Linked DNA regions of Homo sapiens: region 1 is linked to region 2. The links are chromatin contacts, found by Hi-C or POLR2A ChIA-PET in ENCODE. All regions are on one chromosome and are shown on one strand. The core of a region is the stretch at or near the end of the contact, and the rest is flanking DNA. Distances in the headings are between cores, read along the strand shown. Region 1 overlaps ITGA11 (integrin subunit alpha 11). Region 2 overlaps ITGA11 (integrin subunit alpha 11).

Region 1 (5,787 bases), core at 413-2,912, 110 kb before region 2:
ACTCTGAGATGACACAAGGAGACAGGGGAATGGCCTTGTTTTTACACAGTGAAAACCTAGTTATATAATGGGACTTCCTAGGAAACAAGGGGGCAGGGAGCATGCAGCAGAAATTTTAAATGCCTCATTTCCCACAAAAGGGTAGTGATTCAGACATCATCTATATGCCACAGAATGTGGCCATGTTGTTTAGCACCCAAGAAGGAGCTGGGAGTGCCCAGAAAAGATGGTGGGAGCTGAACATAGACCCCAGATTACAGTCCAATCCCTGGGAACCACCAAGCCAGAATCTGTCCTGGTGGCTTGGGAGATGACATGAAACCCATTGCACAGGTGGAGAGACTGAGTCTGAGCCTAACAAAGTCCATATTAGGAGCCTGTTCCACTGACATAAGGTTTCAACACTGGTCTCGACACTTAATGGCAACAGTAATACTAGCTAACATAGAAGTTAAGTAACTTAGCCAAGATCACCCGGATGATAAAGTCACAGCCTGGCATTTGAAGCCAGGCAGTCTGACTCGAGAGACTGCAATTCTGAGAGGTCAAGTGTCTTGCCCAAGGTCATACATCTGCTGCTAAACAAGAGAGCCAGAATCCAAACCTCTCAAGACTTCCATTCGATCTCTTCTAAAATAAATGTTTGGCCTTCATGTTTCTAAAAGCCCTTTAGGGGCTATGCTTCCATGCTGCCATGAACATTTCCTGAGCCAGAACCTCAATCCTGATTGTAAACCCAGATGTAACAGGAGAAAGAAGTTGACAACAGGGACTCTATTTCCAAACAATGGGTACACTCAGTACGGGGTTGGCCCTTCCTCATCCACAGGTTCATGAGGGGTCCTGGGCCTCAGGGGTTCTCTGAGAGGCCTCAGCACCAAGGGTCTGCCTGGGAGGGCCCTTAACAGAGCCTGAACATCCCAAACAAATGGCCACTCTAGGCTTGCATCCCTCCAGTGATGGGGGCTCACCACTTTGCATGGTAGTCCTTCATTTTCTAGCAAAGGCAGATGGAGTCATGAGCCCTTGACTCCTTTAAGGACCTAAAAGTAGCAGTAGACATTTGAGATCGTTTTGCAACCATGAAAAATTGGCCTGTACTGAAAACCAAAAAGACCTCTGCATAACCCTCAGAGAACAAAAACACTTCCACTCCCCAAAGTCCGCCATCCCCACCAAGCCTAGACAATGGCATCTGGTGGATCTCTGTTAAATTCCATGCAGCCAGAGACCTTTTCAGATGGGTGTGGGTATATCCACTGGAGGGCGGGCCCTGCAGGCTTAGAAGGGAAGGGCCCCCACAATTCCTTTTTTTAGTTTGCATTCAAAGAGCAGGGCAGACTGGCCCAGTAGTTCTCTGAGTCCTCTTCACCCTACTTCCTCTCGTCTGAGGGAAAGCCCTGCCACAAATTGCATATCCTGAGCCTTGTCTTGCTCTTATTTTGCCCAAACACTCTCTGGGCTGGGGCTCATCCCACATGCACAGGGCTCTTGATCCACACACCCATGACAAGCAGGAGACAAGCTTAGGAGTTGGAAAACCAAAACCAAACTGTCTGAGCTCTTTGAGATGGTCAGTATGCCAGGAAAGGGAGGGACTCACTGTCCAATTCAGCTCCAGTTGAAATGGCCTGAAGCCAGAATCAGTGTGGGCAGGGCCGCCACGTACAGCTGTACCGGCTGTGCGCTACATGATTTACATCAACTACAATGTAAACAGCATCCTCTGCAGTTGTGTAGTAAAGTGACCTCAGGAAGGGGGTGGGGGGGTGGGTAAAGAAAGTGATAAAGGTGTACATAAATGGGCTTTTAAAAATCCTACACAGGGACTTAAAGCATCGAGTCCTGTGTGTGCCTTTCACAGATAAGGCAACTGAGGGCCATGTGAAGTAAGAAACTGGTCCAAAGTTGCAAAGCAATTTAGAAACCATACTGGCAATAGAACCAGGATTTCTGAAGCCAAATCCAGTACTCTAAGTTCCTTCCCTCCCTGAGGCTCTATCACTTTCCCCTTTAACCCCTTATTGGAAGGTTAGTGTCTTAGAAGCCTGAATACTTCTATTCATTTTTTCCGTCTCATTTAACAAATGTATATAGATCACCTATTGTGAGCTAGGCATTGTTCTAGATGCTAAGGATAAAGTGGGGAGACAGACACACTGATTCTGGCTCTTGGGATGGGATAGAAAGAATTCCTATCATTCTTATTTGTAGTATTTGCCAATTACCATGATGTAAATCCTCCCACCATGGTCGTTTTCAAGCTGCCAACATGACATCACTGAATGGGAAGAGTGCACACAATCAGCTCTTGTATGCAGACTCCAGCACACATTAGTCCCTTCCTTTGTGGAACTTAAACTCCAGTGGGAGAGGAGACAGTGTCCAAGTAGGCAAACAGCTCTTATAACCACCTGTAATTATTTTTAATTGTAAAATACATAAAGAAGATGTTGTGAGGGAGAAGAACAGATTCTCCATAGCAATGGATTCTCCTTTCTCAGAGGCCATGGCGTTAAAACTGGAGGTTGAGAAGGAGCCAGCTGAGAAAAGTTCTTGGGGAAGAATGTTCCAGACAAAGGGGACTGCAAATGCAAAGATCTCAAAGTGGGAAACAGCTTGGTGTATCTGAGGAACAGAGAGGAAGACGGTGAAGCTGGAAGGTAGTAAGTGAGAAAGCAAATCCGCAGGGCCTGGTGGGCCCTGGGAAGGGTCTAGAATCTATTCTAAATGCAATGGAGGAACTCTCGGGGGCTTTAAGCAGAGCCAGGATCTAGTTCACACCGTTGAAAGATCACTGTGGCTGCTGCAAAGAGCATAGCTTGAAGCTGAGCAAAATTGGAATGAGGGACCAGTTGGAAAACTCTAGTGCAAGTCTAAATACAAAATGAAGAGGATGGCTTAGTCCAAGTATGGCAGAAGAGACAGAGAGGAGTGGGCACATTGGAGAGGAATGGAGGGCTAGAACTTGCAGGATTTGCTGATGGGAAGTAAAGGAAAATCATAAGGAATGACTTCCAAGCTTCTGGCTTGAGCCATCTGGTGGGTGGTAATGCCATTTCCTGCAATGGGGACAAAACCATTTAAGAAGCGAAAACCTGGGTTCCTTTTCCAGCATGTGAAATGTGAGATGTTATGAGACATCCAAGTGAAATGTCCTATAAGCAGCCAGGAAATTGATTGTGGGGCTCAAAGGGCAGGCCTGGGCTGGGTGGGGTGAAATATGGGGTCCTCAGGAGCTCGGGCCATGTTGAGGCCAAGGTCCCACACACTCGCTCAGACAGAGCAAGACTCTGTCTCAAAAAAAAAGAGGAGGTCCATTTTGATCACTTTTCCTACACAGAGAAAATGATAAATGATGTAAGATGGAAAAATACACTAGTTTTCATAAAAAACTGTGACCCTTGTTTTTGTTTTTTACGGAGATGGGGTCTCCATATGTCACCCGGTTTGGAGTGCAGTGGTGCGATCTTGGCTTACTGCAACCTCTGCCTCCCTGGTTCAAGCAATTCTCCTACCTCAGCCTCCCGAGTAGGTGGGATTACAGATGCCTGCCACTAGGCCCAGCTAATTTTTTGTATTTTAGTAGAGACGGGGTTTCACCATGTTGCCCAGGCTGGTCTCGAACTCCTGAGCTCAGGCAATCCGCCTCCCAAAGTGCTAGGATTATAGGTGTGAGCCACCGCACCCAGCCATGACCCTTGTTCTTGAAGAAGATGATCCATATATTCTCTGAAGGCATGAGATGGCTGTCCAGGGCTCGGAGGAAAAATAATGTTAATTACAGTCAGTCTCAATGTGCTGTTTGCTGCTTTAAAGTTTTAGGCCTGTTTTCCTTGAGCTTGACATCTGCTTAACCAGCCCATTGGCAAACTCCTGAGTTCTCAGAAAAAGATACAAAGGACTGCCGAGGCTCTCACCAGCCCTTGCTCGTTCTCTGTCTCCCTGTCTCCGGATGCTTCTGTGAGTCTCTGTTTCAGCCTACATGCCACCTGCCCTAGCCGACATTTGTTCTCCTCTGCAACCCCAGGGAAGGGACCCTCACTCCTCCACAGGCTGCCCAGCCCCAGATTGATTGTTTTTTTCTGATTTGGAGAATTCTTCCTCATATAGAGCTGCAAATGCTTTTGATGGCTGAGGGGAGGCTGTTGTGATAAGTCACTTGTTAACAAGCATTAGTTTATCTACCATACAACAGGACATTGAGGGGATGGGACAGATAACAGGCAAGGCTTTTGATGAGATGACAAGACTGAAGTAGAAGAGAGGGAGGCAGGCCAGGGTCAGGGTGCTCCAAGGTTGCAGGCACCCAGTGTGTGTGATGAGGATGTGCCAGGGCCTGGCTGAAAGGGGAGGTGGAATTGACAGAGGACAGTGGGTGAATGGCAGGCTGCTCTGCATCCCTCTACTTAGGCCCTTCTTGGATGAATATCAAGTTCATCTGATAAGCTCACCCCTGGTGGCAGGCAGCACCTGCTTCACTCTTTCTGAGCATCCACATCAAGGCCAGCTGAATCTTCAAGACTCTCAGCTGACGCAGACCCTGGAACTCACCTAGTGATGGCTCCCAGCCCCTCATGACACACATGAGCTCTCTGCTTCCTGGTGTGTTCTTTTTCACATGCTTAACATTCGAGAGGGCATGTGAGCACATCCCTATCTAGGGCTCCTCCTCCCGGGGAAGGTGGACACTGTGGCTGCAGCTCCATGACACAGGCCTTGCCTCAAACCACTGGCGTGCTCAGAGCCACTCCCTGCCGGAAGCAGCAGTGGGTGTGGACTGGGGACGTGCTGTTTCCCAAATGAGATAATCTCCCCCAGAGATTCTGCTAAGAAATGAGGGGTGTGCTCATACCATGGGGACAGATGATGCTTTTCCACAGAAGCCCCCCGTGCTGCTGAAATCCTTCTCCTTTCCCTTCTGTGGCCAGTCTCTCTATCCAGCCTTCAAATGGACAGCACCCTCCATCCCTTGAACCCCTCCCCTTTCTCTAGACTCCATCAGAAGACACAATTTCTTCGTCCCATTATTCCTCCCCGTCTTCTCCAGTGAGCTGCGTTCTGACCTGCACAAAGGCTGGGGAAGCCAAGAGACACATCCAGAGATGAGGAAGGCCAGTGGCTGGCGGTGATATTATAGTTGGAGGAATAAGGAATAGGAGAGACTCCATAGCGCTTCCTTCAGAAGAAAGGCAGGGGGATAAGGCCAAGTTAGCAGAGAGACAAGCAGTCCACCCAGGGGTAGTCATTTGGCAGAGAAGTAAGATGCTGACGAGTTGATCAGAGAAGCTAGAAAACAGGGGGGTCTTTTGCAAGAGTAAAGAGGAGGGATGCATCCCTCTCCTGGAAAGACCCAAGTTTGGTTAAGTTTTCTCTAGAGCACAGGAGGGTATCAGGGTGGTAAGAACTGGCTTGGCATCACCAGGCCAGCCCTAGTGGCAGCCTGCAACTGTAGCAGCAGGGCAGGCCCGGCTGGGCGCTAAGCCGTGGGGAGAGGGGTTACAGCTCACTTTCATGGGGGGGCTTGAGGCTGAGGGACACTTGTTTGGACCCAAGTGCTAGAGGGGAAGGAGGGAATGACCTCAGTCCCAAAAGCCAATCTGATAGATACTTGCGGAGGCCCTGGCCGTTGGCCTGCCCACGGGAGTGCCCCCGGTGCCAGTCTGCCTGCTCCTCCCCTCTGAGGGGAGATGGATTTGGAAATAAGTCCAGAGGAGGCGGAACACACAGACTCAGAACCTCAGTACTGGAAATGTTTGTAGACCACCTGGCCCTACTTCCTCATTT
Region 2 (5,836 bases), core at 893-3,392:
CGCCTGCCTTGGCCTCCCAAAGTGCTGAGATTACAGGCGTGAGCCACCATGCCCAGCCCTCTAGTCCTTCTTAAAACAAGTTATCCATTTGCAAACTGCTGATTTCTTTGTGATATCATCCCCATCAACTTTTTATAAAGCATCAGTGATTTCACTGTTCTTTCACTCAAGTTTCACCATAAATTTGATGTTTGTTTTTGCTTCAATTTTAGCAGAATTCATGTTGCTCAGATAGGGGCTCTTTTCAAACTGATGTCTTATCTTTCTTAGTGCCTCAAACTAGATCCTGTTCACATAGGTTACAACAAGTTAATACGAGTTTATTTTGGGGCAAAAAAAGTTTTGGAATCCATGCATAATTTTTCCATAATACACATTTTCCATGAACTTTATGAAGACCCCTTTTATCTGATTCAGGAAGTTCCCTGGGAGTTTTTATCATGAACAGAAGTTGGACTTCCTAAAATACTTTTTCTGCATCTGTTGCAGCGATCATAGAATTTTTTATCTTAATGTGTTTATATGGTGATAGGAAACATTTATAGATTCCCTAATGTTGAACAAAAGTTCTGTCCCTGGAATATATCCAGGCCGGTCACAATGTACAGCTTCAAGTGGAGCATCAGATATACCATCCTTCATTTGTCCTTCAGTCATCCCCTGGCAGACGCAATGCACATGTCCCCCACTCCCAACTTTCTCTTTGTCCCCTGTCCTCTGCCCCTGCCCCCAGGAGCAGAGCCCCAGTCGTTCAAGCAGTGTTGCTGCCCCCTGCTCCCCTAGCCCAGCAGCTCAGCCCTGAGACCCATCTTCTCTTTCAGAATCACAGCAACTCTGATGTCGTCTCCATCAACTGCAATATACGGCTGGTCCCCAACCAGGAAATCAATTTCCATCTACTGGGGAACCTGTGGTTGAGGTCCCTAAAAGCAGTAAGTAGAGCCCCTGGGCTGGGCTGGAAGGAAGAAGGGAAAGGGGGCGGCTGTTGGGATGTCTTCCACCTGGGGCTGCCTGGGGAGGGGACGGGAAGAAAAGCTTCCAAGCCAGCTTCTGACGAGCCCTCTGATTGCACAGCTCAAGTACAAATCCATGAAAATCATGGTCAACGCAGCCTTGCAGAGGCAGTTCCACAGCCCCTTCATCTTCCGTGAGGAGGATCCCAGCCGCCAGGTGAGCCCCTGGGAGCCCTGCAGAACTGGGCTTAGGCCGGACAGCTTGGGAAAGGGTTGGCCGTGCTCCTCTATAGAGTTTTCCTACAACCCCTGGCTGCATGTCCCAGCAGGAGAGAATCAGGCAGACCTGTGGGCTGTTAGGGCAGCCGCTGAAAAGAGGGAAAAAAGCAAGACAAAGCCTCAGGGGCAACACTAGGGAAGGTCCAGAGGTCTGGTGTGAACTGAATTTGTGAAGACCAAAGGATGGGAGATGCCTCGGTATCAGCCTCTGTTAGTTGCGTAAAAGCAGATTGTTACAGATTACACTGGCTTCATCCAGGGTCCAGGAAAGGAGTGAGACTCTGTGAGACCCAACGAGAAGTGAGGTCTTAAAGAAAAGCCCATTCCTGGAAGAAGTGGCAAAGGAAGAAAAAAGAAAAGAAATAAATTTGTAAAAGAAAGCAAGCAAGCAAAGCCCAGTCCTGTGGAAATAGACAGGGCAGCCGGGCGTGGGACGCTGCTGCCCTCCACTGGCCACACCCCAGAAATGCCAGCTTGGGCTCCAGGCAAACATTCCTATTACAGAGGCGGAGTAAGCTCCCAACACCACCCCAGGGAGATGCTGGAGAGCAAAGAGGCGGGGTCAGGAAGCATCCCTTATAAAACAATCCAACAAAAACCAATCACAGCCAGGGCAGGGGGATGCCAGGCAGAGGGGTATCAGGATCCACCTAAGGAGCTTTTTTGTTTGTTCATTCATTTGGCATTTGTTGGGTGTGTCTCCTACGGCTTGGGCCCCAAAGGGGAAACAGAGATAAATTAGGCAGACAGGGAAACAGTGACAATAAATGGGTGAGTGCAGTCTGGGGGTGAGCACAGGCCCGGAGGGGAGCGATTCCGAGCGAGGGACATCCCCGGAAAGCTTTCTGGAGACTGTTTGAACCGAATCTTGAAAGATGCTGCAATGTTCCCAGCATCCAAGAGAGGGAGGTGTGGTACAGGCACCCCCGCTCCCCCACACATACCCTGCTCACACACACAGAGAGAGAGAGAGAGAACCCTTCTTCTCACATTGATGCTTGTCTTTTAGGTGACTTTTCCTTCTTCCACCCCCACTCAACCCCCCAAAAAATTCCTCTATACTCTCTGGATGCCTCACTCCCTTTTTTTTTTTTTTGAGACGGAGTCTTGCTCTGTCACCCAGGCTAGAGTGCGTTGGCAGGATCTCGGCTCACTGCCAGCTCCACCTCCCAGGTTCATGCCATTCTCCTGCCTCAGCCTCCCGGGTAGCAGGTATTACAGGCGCCCGCCACTACGCCTGGCTAATTTTTTTTTTTTTTTTTTAGTAGAGACAGGGTTTCACTGTGTTAGCCAGGATGGTCTCGATCTCCTGACCTCATGATCTGCCCGCCTCGGCTTCCCAAAGTGCTGGGATTACAGGCATGAGCCACCGTGCCCGGCCATGCCTCATTTCTCTTTTAGAAATCCAGCAACCCCAAAATTAAGCCCCTGTATGCTGGGCTGTGTGCTAGGTGCTGGCGCTGGGGAGGCAGAGCCAGGTGCCCGCCTTGAGGGACAGAAAGAGCACACATAAGGGCCCTGCCATTTGCTGGCCCCCAGCTGTGTGCTGAACATGGTGACAGACCTCTCAACACTGTGAGGCACTGTCCCCACCCCCATCTCTCAGGTATGCACACCGAGGCATGTGAGATGAGGCAGGAGGGACAGTGACTTGCCTCAAGTTGAACAGTGAGTCAGTGGCCAAAGGAGGGCTCTGTCTGCTGTTGCAGGTGGTCCATTCACTCCACATGGCTCTGTCTGCTGTTGCAGGTGGTCCATTCACTCCACGTGTTAGCTGAGCTCCTGCTACATTCCCGGCACGGCTCCAGGTTCTGAGGATAGAGCAGGGACAAAACAGACAAAGCCCCCACTCTCCTACAGCTGACATTCCAGGCAGGCAATAAACATAAATATAAACGTTATCAACTGGTGATAAGGGCTACCCAGAAAAAGGCACACATCTAAGGGTGGAGTGCCAGGGGGTGCTGTTTTATACAGGGGAGTTGGGAAAAGCCTCTCCAATAAAGTGACATCAGACAGAGACCATGAGGAAGACAGGAGTGTCTCGTGGCTGCGTGAGGGAAACCCTTGCAGGCAGAGGGAATAGCAATGCCTACAGCAGGCACGCCATGGCATGCATGCTGGAGGCCAGGTGGCTGAAAGCTGGAGTAAAGCAAGAGGGAGCAGGAGGTGAGGTCAGCAAGACAGGTGGGACCCGAGAGGGGAGGGCCTTGCAGGCCAGGGCCAGGACTGCACTTTTTACTTTGAGCTTGAGCAGAGCAGAGCAGAGCATAAGCCTGCCTTCCTCGTTAGAAGGATCCCTCTAGTTGCTATGCTAAGAACAAACTGCAGAGGGGAGGCAGTCGGGCAGCGCTGTAGTCTCCAGAGGAGATGTGAGGGCACTCAGGCCCAGGAGGTGGGAGTGGTGGCCACATTCCAGGTGTTTCCAAGGTAGAATGGACAGACTTTGCTGCTGGGCTCCGTGTGGGTGTGAGAGTTAGGGTCAGTGATGGATACATGGCTTCTGGCCTGAGCAGCGCGGAGGGATAGTGCTGCCATTTGCTTAGGTGAGAAAGAGCTGGAAAGAGCAGGCTTCGGGGGCTGGGGTGTTAAGAGCTTGGTTAGGGGCCTGTTACAGTTGCCAGGCAGGCCAGGAGACAGTCGGTGTGAGCCTGGAATTCAGCGGAGAATCCAGGCGGACGACAGAAATGTGAGAGCAGTCGGCGTGTAGACGGTGATAGCCACAGGACTGAGGGAGCTGGCCTGGGCTTACTTTCTGACCTTCACGCCCTGGCCACTTTTGCCTTTGGGACACCTTCCTCCATAGGAAAAAAGTATTTAAAATTATGGTTTATAACCATGTTGATACAAAGATTAAAAAATGTTATCCAAGCTGGATTCTATTCCATTTTTTCCTCTAATTTTAAAAGAAATGTAAACATTTTCATGGGCTCCTAAAAGTGTTATGGGCCTTGGCACCATGACTACTGTGACTCGTGGGAAAGTCAGCCCTGAGTTCACCCAGGAAGTGACTCTAGAAAAAGAAGAGGTGCAAGGACTGAACCGTGGGAGACACTGACCTTTAGAAGTGCGGGAGGCGATGCGGAGGCAGCAAAGGGAGAAGGAGTAGCCCATGTGGTGGGAGGAGGATCCAGGGAGTGGCGGGGGCCTGAGGCCAAAGGCAGCAAGTGTCTCAAGGAGGCAGGATCACTTGGGCCACTGAACCCAGTGTCGGCTGTTCAGGCAGTGGTCGTCCTGAGGCCTTGGCTGGCCTGTCCACCCATCCCTCTGGTATCCCCCTGAGGAAGAGGATGCAGCTCCCCCACCAGGTGCCAGCTGTCTCCACCCTCCTGCCCCTCCCAGACTGCCACCCCAGCCCCAGAAGAGTAATGCTGTTGGCCCGGCCCCCCTCCCCTTGCAGATCGTGTTTGAGATCTCCAAGCAAGAGGACTGGCAGGTCCCCATCTGGATCATTGTAGGCAGCACCCTGGGGGGCCTCCTACTGCTGGCCCTGCTGGTCCTGGCACTGTGGAAGGTGAGGGCCCTGGCAGGGGAGGGAAGGAGCAGCATCCTGGCTGGTGGGCCCAGGCTCCAGCCCCTGGAACTTCGTGGCCGCTGCCACGTTCTCCTCTCCAGGGGAGCTGGCACCCCACCCCTCGCCATAGCAGACACACTGGTTAGGGCCAACAGACGGCACTCAGACTATGGCTCTAACCTGTTTGTGGATGCCTTTGAGAACCTGATGAAAACTAAGGTTCCTATTATTAGAGAAAAAAAAAAAAAGCAAGTACAAACAACTGCACAAAATTTCTCCCACAATGTCAAGCTGTTAACAAACCTCCCGAAGTCCATCTCTGTCTCTGAAGCTCTGGTTACAAACCCCTGGTCTCAGCCTCCTCCTGTTACAGATGAAGGAGGCCCAGAGAGGGATGTTGGCTGGGGCTGGTCACACAGCAAGATGGGCACTAGTATGACTTCTTGCATGCAGCCCATGGTCTCATCCACTGTGTTCCAGTCCACAGAGGCAGTTCTGGAGGAGGGGGTGCTCAGAATGAGCTGGGGGTACTCAAGGAAGCCCTGAGGGAGGAATCCCAAGGAAAGGTAGTGGAGGGAAAGCTGGGGCAGGCCTTGCCCACCCTGTCCTCCTCTGAGACGTCTCCCTTTGCCTCCTCACAGCTCGGCTTCTTTAGAAGTGCCAGGCGCAGGAGGGAGCCTGGTCTGGACCCCACCCCCAAAGTGCTGGAGTGAGGCTCCAGAGGAGACTTTGAGTTGATGGGGGCCAGGACACCAGTCCAGGTAGTGTTGAGACCCAGGCCTGTGGCCCCACCGAGCTGGAGCGGAGAGGAAGCCAGCTGGCTTTGCACTTGACCTCATCTCCCGAGCAATGGCGCCTGCTCCCTCCAGAATGGAACTCAAGCTGGTTTTAAGTGGAACTGCCCTACTGGGAGACTGGGACACCTTTAACACAGACCCCTAGGGATTTAAAGGGACACCCCTACACACACCCAGGCCCATGCCAAGGCCTCCCTCAGGCTCTGTGGAGGGCATTTGCTGCCCCAGCTACTAAGGTGCTAGGAATTCGTAATCATCCCCATCCTCCAGAGAAACCCAGGGAGGAAGACTGT

The links. Hi-C counts contacts between places; a loop is a spot of excess contacts on that map. ChIA-PET counts read pairs that join two places held with the same protein, here RNA polymerase II (POLR2A). Pooled maps may share reads with other maps.
Region 1: a loop to region 2 is called in a map of chondrocyte, with 2.6 times the contacts of the local background. The contact joins two enhancer-like sites. A Hi-C loop is called at or near these places in 1 of 168 maps with a recorded cell type or tissue (chondrocyte) and 5 of 50 pooled maps. POLR2A ChIA-PET finds 5 or more read pairs at or near these places in 2 of 52 experiments (AG04449 and AG04450).

The regions. Positions count from the first base shown.
Region 1 is chr15:68,414,551-68,420,337 of GRCh38, reverse strand. All of the region lies in intron 1 of ITGA11 (integrin subunit alpha 11), which reads left to right. Among named protein-coding and RNA genes, the nearest start is that of ITGA11, 15 kb to the left of the region's middle. Within about 2 kb of position 1,662, at least 9 of the 41 ENCODE cell types and tissues checked have a DNase peak (open chromatin) inside an H3K27ac peak, as active enhancers do.
Region 2 is chr15:68,302,682-68,308,517 of GRCh38, reverse strand. ITGA11 (integrin subunit alpha 11) reads left to right here. Exons shown (of 30, transcript NM_001004439.2): 27 at 822-932; 28 at 1,075-1,170; 29 at 4,633-4,746; 30 at 5,388-5,836. The coding sequence ends at 5,459. Among named protein-coding and RNA genes, the nearest start is that of FEM1B, 28 kb to the right of the region's middle. RefSeq lists a silencer at 1,636-1,725. Within about 2 kb of position 2,142, at least 6 of the 41 ENCODE cell types and tissues checked have a DNase peak (open chromatin) inside an H3K27ac peak, as active enhancers do.